Linked DNA regions of Mus musculus: region 2 is linked to region 1. A link is a loop called in an ENCODE intact Hi-C map of the cell type or tissue named here. Cell type or tissue: left cerebral cortex. All regions are shown on one strand. Links, peaks and the distances in the headings refer to the core of each region. The heading gives the core; the rest is flanking DNA. Region 1 overlaps Camsap3 (calmodulin regulated spectrin-associated protein family, member 3). Region 2 overlaps Pnpla6 (patatin-like phospholipase domain containing 6).

Region 1 (5,369 bases), core at 221-5,220:
GAGGATTTTAGAAAGGTCAGGAGAGCTTGGCTAATGCTAAAAGTCAGACTCCAGTTGGCAGAGTGGCTAGTTAAACTCCTATGACATCCTCCAGGACGAAGACAAGCCTGAGGATGAGATGGCTCAGAAGCGAGCTAGCCTGCTGGAGCGTCAGCAGAGGCGGGTAGAGGAAGCCCGGCGGCGCAAACAGTGGCAGGAGGCAGAGAAGGAGCAGAAACGGGAGGAGGCCGCCAGGTGAGGCTAGAACTGGAATGAGGGGCCTGGCCTTTGGTATTGCTGCCCCAGTGCTCCCATATTCTATCCTGCTTGCTACCTTCTGTCTAATCTGCAGGCTGGCTCAGGAGGCTCCAGGCTTGGCCTTTACAACTCCTGTTGTAGCCTCTGCGGCTCCAGTGGCCACCTTGGCTCCTACTACCAGAGCCATGGCCCCAGCTGAGGAGGAGGTGGGCCCCCGGCGGGGGGACTTCACAAGACTTGAGTATGAACGCCGGGCACAACTGAAACTGATGGATGACCTTGATAAGGTGCTACGGCCCCGGGCCTCAGGGACCGGGGGACCAGGGCGGGGCGGGCGCAGGGCCACCCGGCCACGCTCTGGTTGCTGTGATGACTCGGCCTTGGCACGAAGCCCAGCCCGCGGCCTGCTGGGTGAGGACCCTGTTGGAGGGGCCCTATGATTGTGGAGAGAGGGAGTGTCTGGTGGCATGCAGTGATGGGGCAGGAATTTGGAGTGGGCATGAGTTCCAGTGTGGTGAGGGTAACTTCCTTCCTTGGCTGGATAGTGAGGAACTCTCTTGGATATTTGAGGATGCTACTAAACAGTGCTCCCTTCCCTGTAGGTATGTGGACAAGAATGCCAAACTCAGGGCTGGGTTTGTCTGGAATGGATGAGGCCCTGGGTTAAATCCCAGAGCTGTATAAGAAAAATTGCCATATTAAGGTAGACAGGTTGGCACATGCCTGTCATTGCGATACTCAGGAGTCTGAAGCAGGAGGATTTTGAGTTTGGTCCTAAACTGGCTGTTGAGCAGCTTCTCTGCCCATTTAGGCTACACCTTGAGGTCCTGCACCAAACACTGAAACTAAGGACACATAAACACACACACACACACACACACACACACACACACGAATAAGTTCAGAGTGGTGGTGGTGGCTCTTGGTAGAGTACTTGCCTACCCTAGCGTACACGAAACTTCAGGTTCCATCCCCAGTTTTAACCAGGAATGGCAGTTATAGGCCTATAACTCCAGCACTGAGAAAGTAGAGACTGGAGACTTGGTCATCCTCAACAAATAGGAAGTTTGAGGCCAGCCTGGGCTATAGAAGACCCATCTTTAAAAAGTAAAAGCCAGACTGGAGAAACGACTCAGTGGTTAAGAGCACCTATTGCTCTTCCAGAGGTCCCGAGTTCAGTTCTTAGCAACCACATGTGACCGACTCACAACCATCTGTAATTGAGTCCAGTGCCCCCCTCTGCTGTCATAAGACAGATACTCGTATAAATAAACAAAACTTAGCAGGCAATCACGAAAGGCTGAGAGGGTCTCGGGAATGCCCATGGGCGTTAATGGAGGTAAAGGCCTTAGGGATAACTGACTGGTACTGTCTATCCTAGGTTCACGGCTCAGCAAGGTCTATTCCCAGTCCACGCTGTCCCTATCTACGGTGGCCAACGAGGCTCCCAATAACCTTGGTGTGAAGAGGCCCACCTCTCGGTGAGTCTATCTGGAACCTAGAGCAAGATATGGCGGGACCGCTGGGATGTGTAGATGGAAGGAAGTACAGGAACACAGATGGGATTTGGGGGAAACTGACTCAAGTCTGGAGGATGTGCCCACATGCAATGTAGGAGGTTGAGCATATGGAGCAGCTGTCTATGGACTTGTGGCAGCATGCAATATACATGCCCCTCTCCTCTGCAGTGCACTGGGCTTGCCTCGTCCCTAATCCTGTTGTACCCTGGGAGGCTTCACACACTACTGACCCCAGCTTCACCCCTCCCCTCCCCTGCAGGGCCCCTTCTCCATCAGGCCTCATGTCTCCAAGCCGCCTGCCTGGCAGTCGAGAACGTGACTGGGAGAATGGAAGCAATGCATCCTCCCCAGCATCAGTGCCTGAGTACACAGGTAAGTGAGACCGGGTAATGTTAGAAGCTACGCGTTCTCTACCTGCCTTTCCCCAACCCACGCCCAGTCTCTGCTGACTGACTGCCCTCCAGGTCCCCGGCTATACAAGGAACCCAGCGCCAAGTCTAACAAGTTTATCATCCACAATGCCTTGTCACACTGCTGCCTGGCAGGCAAGGTGAATGAGCCCCAGAAGAACAGAATTCTAGAGGTGAGTCCCACAGCTGTCTGGGTGGGTAAGACTAGCGGGTAGAGCAGTAGTCCAGCCTGACCAGCTTCTTGCCACCATCCCTCAGGAAATCGAGAAAAGCAAGGCCAACCACTTCCTGATTCTCTTTCGGGACTCAAGCTGCCAGTTCCGGGCCCTCTACACTCTGTCTGGGGAGACAGAGGAGCTATCGAGGCTGGCAGGCTATGGGCCTCGGACCGTCACTCCTGCCATGGTCGAAGGCATCTATAAGTACAACTCGGATCGCAAACGGTTCACCCAGATCCCTGCTAAAACCATGTCTATGAGTGTAGACGCCTTCACTATCCAGGGACACCTTTGGCAAAGCAAGAAGCCCACCACGCCCAAGAAGGGTGGCGGTACCCCCAAATAGTGCCCACCTTGGGCAGTGCACTCCTGGGTCCTGTCTGGTCATGCTGTGGGGGGCTGAGCTGGGAGCTTCAGTGACTCAGGGCTCAGCTCAGTCCCCTTGTCTGTCCTCCACTTTCTTGAATAAAATAACTGAAAAGAGAAGCTGAGACACGGTGTCTCCTCCCTAAGCCTGACCAAGTTTACGTCTCGTGTTTTCACAAGCCCTACCTTGTCGTCTTTGCCCTTTTGCTGGCCCTGTGGCAGCTCCTGCCAACATCTGTGGTGACCTTCCTGTTGACACTCCCTCCTCTAGATGTTCTCAGCCACCTCTGATCTGACCTGGCAAGAGATTCCAGACCAGCTCTCCTCTCCTGGGCCTCCTCCACCCCCACATTTTCCTCCTCCGTGTGGTTGCATTTGGTGTGCAGCCAACTTCTAACCCGATCCCTGTTTCCTGTTGCCAACCTGCCTTCATTTCTGAGCCCAGTTACAGTCTCTGAGCTGGGGATTCTGTGTCCTTCCTCAGAGCCCCTTATCAGAGGATCTAGTTGCCACTGTAGGTGCAGAGTTCAGATGTTAGGCTCACTACAGCCTTGCTTCCCAGATACTGCCAAATTGTATAGAACTCACCCCTCCAGCTATCCCATGGTCCAAGCCAATAGCCTGTCTCCAACTGCGCCCTGCTCACACGGCAGCCTGCGTGACCGGCTCAAACACAAATCTGATTATGTCTCCTGATGCCAAAAGCCCCTTAATGATCTAGAGGCCACTAATGGCTTCCCAGAGCTTAAGCTAGAAGGGCTCCACCCTGGATGTGGCCTGTACACCAGGCCTGGTGTTTGGCCTTTAGCCAGGGATACAAGCACCTTGCTAGTAGGTCCACGGAGCCTATTACTACATGGAGACACAAGGGTTTGTGAACTCCCGGATCTATGACACCCACGTAAGTAGGGCCAGGTGTCCCTCGGTTTGGGGCTCAAGGAGGTTTCTTACTGGGCAAGCCTGACAAGAGGCCTGGGATGGGGCAGGGGAACTGGCCCTGCAGCGTCCAGAACTGGCTCTGCAGGGTGAGGGCAGGTTGTCCACATGCCATATCCCCTGACTACTCCACCTCCTGTCCCAGCCAATCAGTGCTGAGAGCCAGGCAGTTCTAAGCTAGCACGCCCTGAGGCACCTGGACGGCAGGAAGGAGGTCAAGACCGGGATGTACAAAGAGGGGATGTATTAGAAGGGTAGTTATGGGGGAGTGACCATGGAAGAAAAAGTGTGGAGGGAGTCAGTCTTCCTTTAGGCTCCCGAACACAGCAGCTGGTACACTCTGCTGTTCCAGTCGGACTTCTGTGGGGGAAAAGAAGTGGGGTCAAGGTGGGGGTGGATGGGGGGTGGCCCACCTCTGCTCTTAACCCTGGCCCCTGGGCTGGCCACTGACCATTGGGCTCCAGGTCCATCTCGTCCTCGTCCTCATCCTCGCCCAGCTGGATCTCCTCAGGGTTGGCCTGCTGAGCCAGCTCTGCCAATTCCTCCCTGGATGCATCACTCCTAGGGTTTCGAGAGGGAAGCTGGTAGCTGCCAGCTGCTTCAGTGGACCCCCTCCAGCCCCCAGCAGCTTCTCTGGAATACCCCTTTCCTAAGAAGGACTGGCCCACCCCCCACCTGCTCTCACCTCACAAAGAAGATCTTGCTCTGGGCCCTGGGGGGCTGGTCCCGCTCCGCCTCAGCTGCCAGCTGTTCTGCTCTCTGTTCCAGCAGCTTCATGTCATCCATGCCACTCTGCCCAGGAGCCAGGTCAGACACTGGAGGTGCAGGGCCAATGAGGGAGAGAAGGTTAAGGTTAGACCTCAAGCCCTCTCCAAATGCTGCCAGGCCTAGGAAGCCTAGGCTGGGCCGTGAGTGCTCTGGGACAGGGCAGACATTGCTCCATGTGGCCTAGCCATGAAAAGGAAAGGGGGGGTTAAAGAAGCTCACCGGTGCCTGTGGCACTGCCCGACACCTTGAGCATCTGTGAAGCCATGAAGTTGACCTGAGTATTGTATGTGGCCTGCACACTCCGCCGTATCCTCAGCATCTCCCTGATGGTATCCTCATTGCCGTGCCGAACCTCAAAGTCCTTCCATGTTTGCCAGAATGCCCCAGTTGTCTGTGGTGGGGCGCAGGCATGTGGTTGAGCCAGGTGCTTGGCACAGCATCCCCACTGCCCACCCTCACCTCTCCAACACTAGGCACAACCCGTACCCGGGGATCACAGATCTGGGAGCAGAAGCTGTAGATGGCCCGGGCGCGGTCGATTTCACCGAGCTTGCACTCCATGTCTGCAAACCGCAGGCACATCTCACGGGCATGCTCATCAGACAGCACCTGGCACCATGGGGTCAGGGAGAGCAGGGGTGAAGGAAAGGGGTCCCAGTGCCTGCCTGTAGGAAAGCCTTCTGCCATCCTCTCCACAGGCAGGCTTTCTGGGATCCTTCTGTCTGCATGGACCCCAACCCCATACCAGGTCACTAGTGGTGGGTACCTCAATGGCCTTCTGGTAGATGCCACGAGTGTGGGTGACGCCATAGATCTCAGCAGCTCGCTTGATGTAGATGTTAAACATGTCGTACTGCTGTGCTGGCTCCACTGCCCTGGTCGCACGGTCATACACAGCCATGGCATGGCGGGCA
Region 2 (5,369 bases), core at 304-5,303, 75 kb before region 1:
GGGGAGCTGGTGGGGCAACTGGCGGTGCTCACTGGGGAACCTCTCATCTTCACACTACGTGCCCAGAGAGACTGCACCTTCCTGCGGATCTCCAAATCCCACTTCTATGAGTAAGGCTTGGATATGGGGTAGGATTGGCACCTAGATGACCAAAGCCCAGCTAGTTTTTTCCAAGGGCAAAAGACCAAAACATAGTCCCCCACCCCATTCTAGAAGGTAGAATGTAGCCCCCAAATCGGACCTCCCAACACCTTCTAGGGCAGATGTGATTTCTTTCTGTTTCACTCCCAAACCAACACCCATTTTCTTCCTTCCTTTCAATGTACTCCAAGAAGGCCTGGTCACACACACACATCCCGTTTTGCTTTCAGGATCATGCGTGCACAACCCAGTGTGGTACTGAGTGCAGCTCACACGGTGGCTGCTAGAATGTCCCCCTTCGTGCGCCAGATGGACTTTGCCATTGACTGGACAGCTGTGGAGGCTGGTCGTGCGCTCTACAGGTGCCACCCTTGTCCTGCTTCACTGCTCAAACCCTAGATACAATTCTGTCTGACTCTCCACTTTTCACCCACCCCAGGCAGGGAGACCGCTCCGACTGCACCTACATTGTACTCAATGGACGTCTCCGTAGTGTCATCCAACGAGGCAGTGGCAAGAAGGAGCTAGTTGGGGAGTATGGTCGAGGGGATCTCATTGGCGTGGTAAGGGCAGCCCCCATATCTCTCTAAGCATAGTTGGCCCTTCACCCACATGCACATCATCGGAGAAATCTGATGGAATTGGAGACCCAACCCCAACTTTAGTGCCAACCCAGACCTCTTCCCTGGCTCCTTCCTGTGAGTCAGAAACAATCAGTAAAGTGGGCGAGAAGCCTGGACTCCACTCTCTGTGCCTCTTCAGGCCCCCATTATCACCTGGGTGAGTTCTTATTTTGCATCCCAGGTGGAGGCACTGACCCGGCAGCCACGAGCCACCACTGTACACGCAGTGCGAGACACTGAGCTGGCCAAGCTTCCCGAGGGCACCTTAGGCCACATCAAACGTCGGTACCCACAGGTGCATCTTCTGGCTGGGGACCGCAGGGGCCGTGGCTTGTGTGTGTGTTTGCGCCTATGCGTGTGCGCGTGTGTGTGTGTGTGTGTGTGCGCGTGCGCATGCGCGCCTGGCTTTTCTAGTCAGGTTGCAGCCCAAGTAATGGTATTTCTAGCCTCCCAGGTGAAGGAAACAAAGGTGAGACCTTTCAGTCTCACTGAACACCATTCTCTTCCACCTCTCCAACCCTCTGCCTTAGGTTGTGACCCGCCTTATTCATCTGCTAAGCCAGAAAATTCTAGGCAATCTGCAGCAGTTGCAAGGACCCTTTCCAGGTGAGAGTTTGACAGCCTCAGGGCGTAGTGAGGGACTTAGTCTGGCGGCCACGAACAAGCTATCAAATGGCATGATGGGAAACCGAGTTCAACCCTAAATCTTACTGGAACTGGAAGTTGGATTTAGTGTTTGCTGGAAAATGTAGTCCTTGTTTCTAGGCAGTTTGTTAATTTGTCTAAAGTCTTAGCAGATTTTTTTTTTAAGTAAGGGCAACATTTTTACGGCTTATTTATCGTGAGTACACGCTCAAGTGCAACTGCACACACATATGTGAAGGTCAGAGGAATCCGTTTTCTCCCTTCTCTTTGGATCTTGGGGATCAACTCAGGATGCCAGGCTTCACAGCAGCACCTTACCTGCTGAGCCATCTCTCAAGTCCATGGGGTAGATTCTTCAGCAGGGGGGATGCTTCCCCCAGTGGAATCACATGAGCATTCTGGGAAAGAATCATAATACGATTACAAATGAGCTCGTGCGTGGCATACGGCACTAGGGGCACATTGGGAAATGGCTTCTGAAGTTAAACTGGCCTGCTAGGAAATGTGGTTATTTATACTGGAGAGTACTTTCTGTGAGCTAGAATATATCATGTTACAGTCTGTTCAAGCCATGCCACCAAACGCACCTGAACTTCCACATTTTTGCTAACCTTTCCTCCACATAACCTTCACATTCAGGAAATAAAGGTCGAAGTCATATAAGTAGGAAAGACATAATTTTAAAAACACACATAAAGACCCCAATGTCAGGAGCTGGTAAGTATGGAGGGAAATGAAGCAAGGTAATTACGCAGGGCTGCAGGCAGAAAGCTGGAGAAAAGGATGGATGGATGGAAGGAAGATCTTTGGGGACTGTGGGCTGAGCCATCCCAGGGTTACCTAAAGCTGGATGTGGAAGAGAAGTAGGAAGGTCCACACAAGGTTTCATGGTTTGGAGCTTTGTTTCATGTTGCTCAGGCTGGCCTTGAACCCACTGTGTAGCCAAGGATGGCCTTGAGTTTATACCTTCTGAGTGCATAGGTGACAAGCATATGGTACAACATGGCTTATGTTGTGAATGGAGCCCAGAGCTTTGTGCATGCTAAGTCATGCTTTGGACCTATAGCCCCAGTCCAGGGATTAGTGCTTTTGAACCACAACAAGGAGTAACCTTAGAGGGAAAGAAGGGCCTTGGGAAGTGTTTGAGTTCACTAAGGTGAACTCAACTAAGGTGAACTCAATATGGGAGAGACGAACCAACCAGCAAGTAAAGTCTGAAGTCTGAAGTGAGGCCTTGGCAAGAGATGGAAATGACAACTCCATCTAGGCTGGTAGCTGAGAAACTGAAAAGTCACAAGTATATTCTTGTCTTAGTCGGTGTTGGGACATAGTAGCCTGAGTCAGGATGGGATGTGCTCTGCGTAGGCACAGTGGATTTGAATGGTTCTAACATTGCATGGTGGGTAGCTGGGTATAGTAGCACACATCTGTTATCTCAGCCCTTAGAGGTTGGATGCAGGAGGCAGGATTTCAAGGTCATTCCCAGCCATGTGAGACCACATATCAGAAAAGAACTGCAACAAAGTTGTGTAATGGGTCTCACTGAGATTAAGGCCCAGAGTAAAGGGTGCTGGCCATGTCTTAACAAGAAACACCCAAGGATGGAATTGTATGTGGGGCACTACACCCATGGCCTCTGTATGGTGTTATCATAGCTTAGAATAGTGAGGATCGGGCTGGTGAGATGGTTCAGCAGGTAAGAGCACCTGACTGCTCTTCCGAAGGTCCTGAGTTCAAATCCCAGCAACCACATGGTGGCTCACAACCATCCGTAACGAGATCTGACTCCCTCTTCTGGTGTGTCTGAAGACAGCTACAGTATACTTACATATAATAAATAAATAAATCTTAAAAAAAAAAAAAGAATAGTGAGGATCTGGGGGGGAGGATGACAAAAGGCAGGGATAGAGGGGAATGAAAAGGAAGTGGGGGGGGGTGAGGAGAAGTGGGGGAAGAAGAGGAGGGGGAAAGGGAGATAGGTAGAAGAGGAGGTGGTGGGGAGAAGGAAGATACCTCTCTGAACACAGAGTTGCTCAGCCGATCCCTGATTGGTGTCTCAACAGGCTCCGGGCTCAGTGTTCCGCAGCACTCGGAACTGACCAACCCAGCCAGCAATCTGTCTACTGTAGCTATCCTCCCTGTGTGTGCTGAGGTGCCCATGATGGCCTTTACTCTGGAACTGCAGCATGCTCTGCAAGCTATTGGTGAGCGATAGGGAATCTGTTCAGTGGAACGGTGTGTCTATACTCCAGTCACCCGTACTAAGTGGTGGGTGAGTGGGTGGTGGGTGCGAGGGAAACGGAGCCTAAGCCGTGGGGATGGGTGACAAGCGCTCTGTCTAACTTCCATTCCTCAACCCCACTAGGTCCCACGCTCCTCCTTAACAGTGACGTCATCCGGGCACTCCTGGGGGCTTCAGCACTGGATAGGTGTGTGGGGGTTGGGGAGTGGGGCTGGAAGGGCAGAAGGCCTGTGTTGGACATTCTTTCAGATTGGGCTGGAGAACTAGGCTTCTGAATCGAGGAGTCTTGCCTGTCGGATCAATAGGGAGACGATGTGGGGCAAATCCCTTTTGGTAGCAGGGGTGTCAAATTGGAAACCCAGGGGCCATATGCAGCTCTTATAGTTGTGAGATACTGTGGCTCAAAGCAAACTTAAAATATTATGAGGATTTTAAAAAAATTGTTTGGGTTTTTTTTTTTCTTTGTAACTTGCTTATGTGGTTCTTGAGCATTAACATTGTTGATTTCATGTGGCAAAGTAATGCAAAACAAATATATGTGAAAATAAATATATATATATACATATATATATATGCCTTTGCAACACCTGAGTCCCCATTTCAACCCCACTCCCTGCCTTGGCGTGCATTTTAATTGTTGGGACCTGGAATTATCTAAATATTCCCAGCAGTAGAATTGCACTATCTCTATATTGGGAGAGGTTGTGGGACTCCAGGCCGGCTCCAGGATGACCCTCCCTCATTATATCTCAGCATTCAAGAATTCCGGCTGTCAGGGTGGTTGGCCCAGCAGGAAGATGCCCATCGCATTGTGCTCTACCAAACTGACACATCCCTGACGCCTTGGACCGTCCGTTGTCTGCGCCAGGCCGACTGCATCCTCATTGTGGGCCTGGGGGACCAGGAACCCACTGTTGGCCAGGTCTGGAGACTGTATGCACTGATTACCCACACATACACCTCAGTCTTCCCCTCAGGATCTCATCCCTTGTCCTTCCGTGCCTGTGGAAGGCCATGTACACTCATGCTGCTGTTCTGTGAGGGAGCTGAGCTTTGCCGGGTGTGGGTAGAGAAGGTATCAATGACCTCCACCTGTCTCTGTCTTCCATAGCTGGAGCAAATGTTAGAGAACACTGCTGTCCGTGCCTTGAAGCAACTGGTTTTGCTGCACCGGGAGGAAGGCCCTGGTCCCACGCGCACTGTAGAGTGGCTCAACATGCGCAGCTGGTGCTCAGGGCACCTGCACCTGCGCTGTCCTCGCCGCCTCTTCTCACGGCGCAGCCCAGCGAAACTTGTAAGGGGTGGGAACCTAAAAAAGGAACCCAGGGGAACAATCTGTCTTCTACCTCAGGGGTCGGGTTTGGGTGTAATATGAAGAAGAGCCTTAGGAAACACACCTAATGCTTAGGTGTATAATTTGAGGGATACTCTCCTCCAGTGGGGGTTGGGGCCAGAGAATAACTGTTCTTCCATCTGGGACCGAGGCTTGGGCGTGGCTTGAAGAAAGGCCCTGAGTGGCACGCCTCTGCTGCTTCCTGTTCCAGTTTGGGGACACACCCCTTTGCCTGTGGGCGTGGCTTGGTGTCACGCCCTCTTCCACCTTGAGTGGCATTTGGTACATCTGCCAAAGGTTGTAGTTTAGGGGTACAGCATGCCCCACAGTCGGGCAGGACCAGGGCTTGGGCAGGACCAGAGAGCTGAGACAGAGCCTGAACCAA

Evidence for each region. Hi-C counts contacts between places; a loop is a spot of excess contacts. Peaks named below come from ENCODE experiments on the same cell type or tissue, not always from the same donor. Only the 100,000 strongest peaks of a DNase experiment are listed, where the experiment ranks them.
Region 2: it touches region 1 in a loop (2.4-fold over the local background); 1 of 42 quality-filtered maps calls a loop at or near these places.

Annotation. Positions count from the first base shown.
Region 1 is chr8:3,606,173-3,611,541 of GRCm38, forward strand. It overlaps Camsap3 (calmodulin regulated spectrin-associated protein family, member 3), which reads left to right. Exons shown (of 17, transcript NM_027171.3): 12 at 95-234; 13 at 332-648; 14 at 1,619-1,718; 15 at 2,017-2,129; 16 at 2,222-2,340; 17 at 2,426-2,903. The coding sequence ends at 2,731. Xab2 (XPA binding protein 2) reads right to left here. Exons shown (of 19, transcript NM_026156.2): 14 at 5,222-5,369; 15 at 4,942-5,064; 16 at 4,675-4,846; 17 at 4,373-4,502; 18 at 4,139-4,248; 19 at 3,918-4,047. The coding sequence ends at 3,986. Among named protein-coding and RNA genes, the nearest start is that of Xab2, 12 kb to the right of the region's middle. In left cerebral cortex, for the core only: no CTCF peak of the experiment used is centred there; DNase peaks (open chromatin) are centred at 1,851, 2,598 and 3,104; H3K27ac peaks cover 186 bases.
Region 2 is chr8:3,531,058-3,536,426 of GRCm38, forward strand. It overlaps Pnpla6 (patatin-like phospholipase domain containing 6), which reads left to right. Exons shown (of 35, transcript NM_001122818.3): 17 at 1-110; 18 at 372-503; 19 at 581-704; 20 at 946-1,059; 21 at 1,295-1,370; 22 at 3,473-3,613; 23 at 3,775-3,838; 24 at 4,405-4,573; 25 at 4,763-4,945. Among named protein-coding and RNA genes, the nearest start is that of Pnpla6, 18 kb to the left of the region's middle. In left cerebral cortex, for the core only: no CTCF peak of the experiment used is centred there; a DNase peak (open chromatin) is centred at 2,737.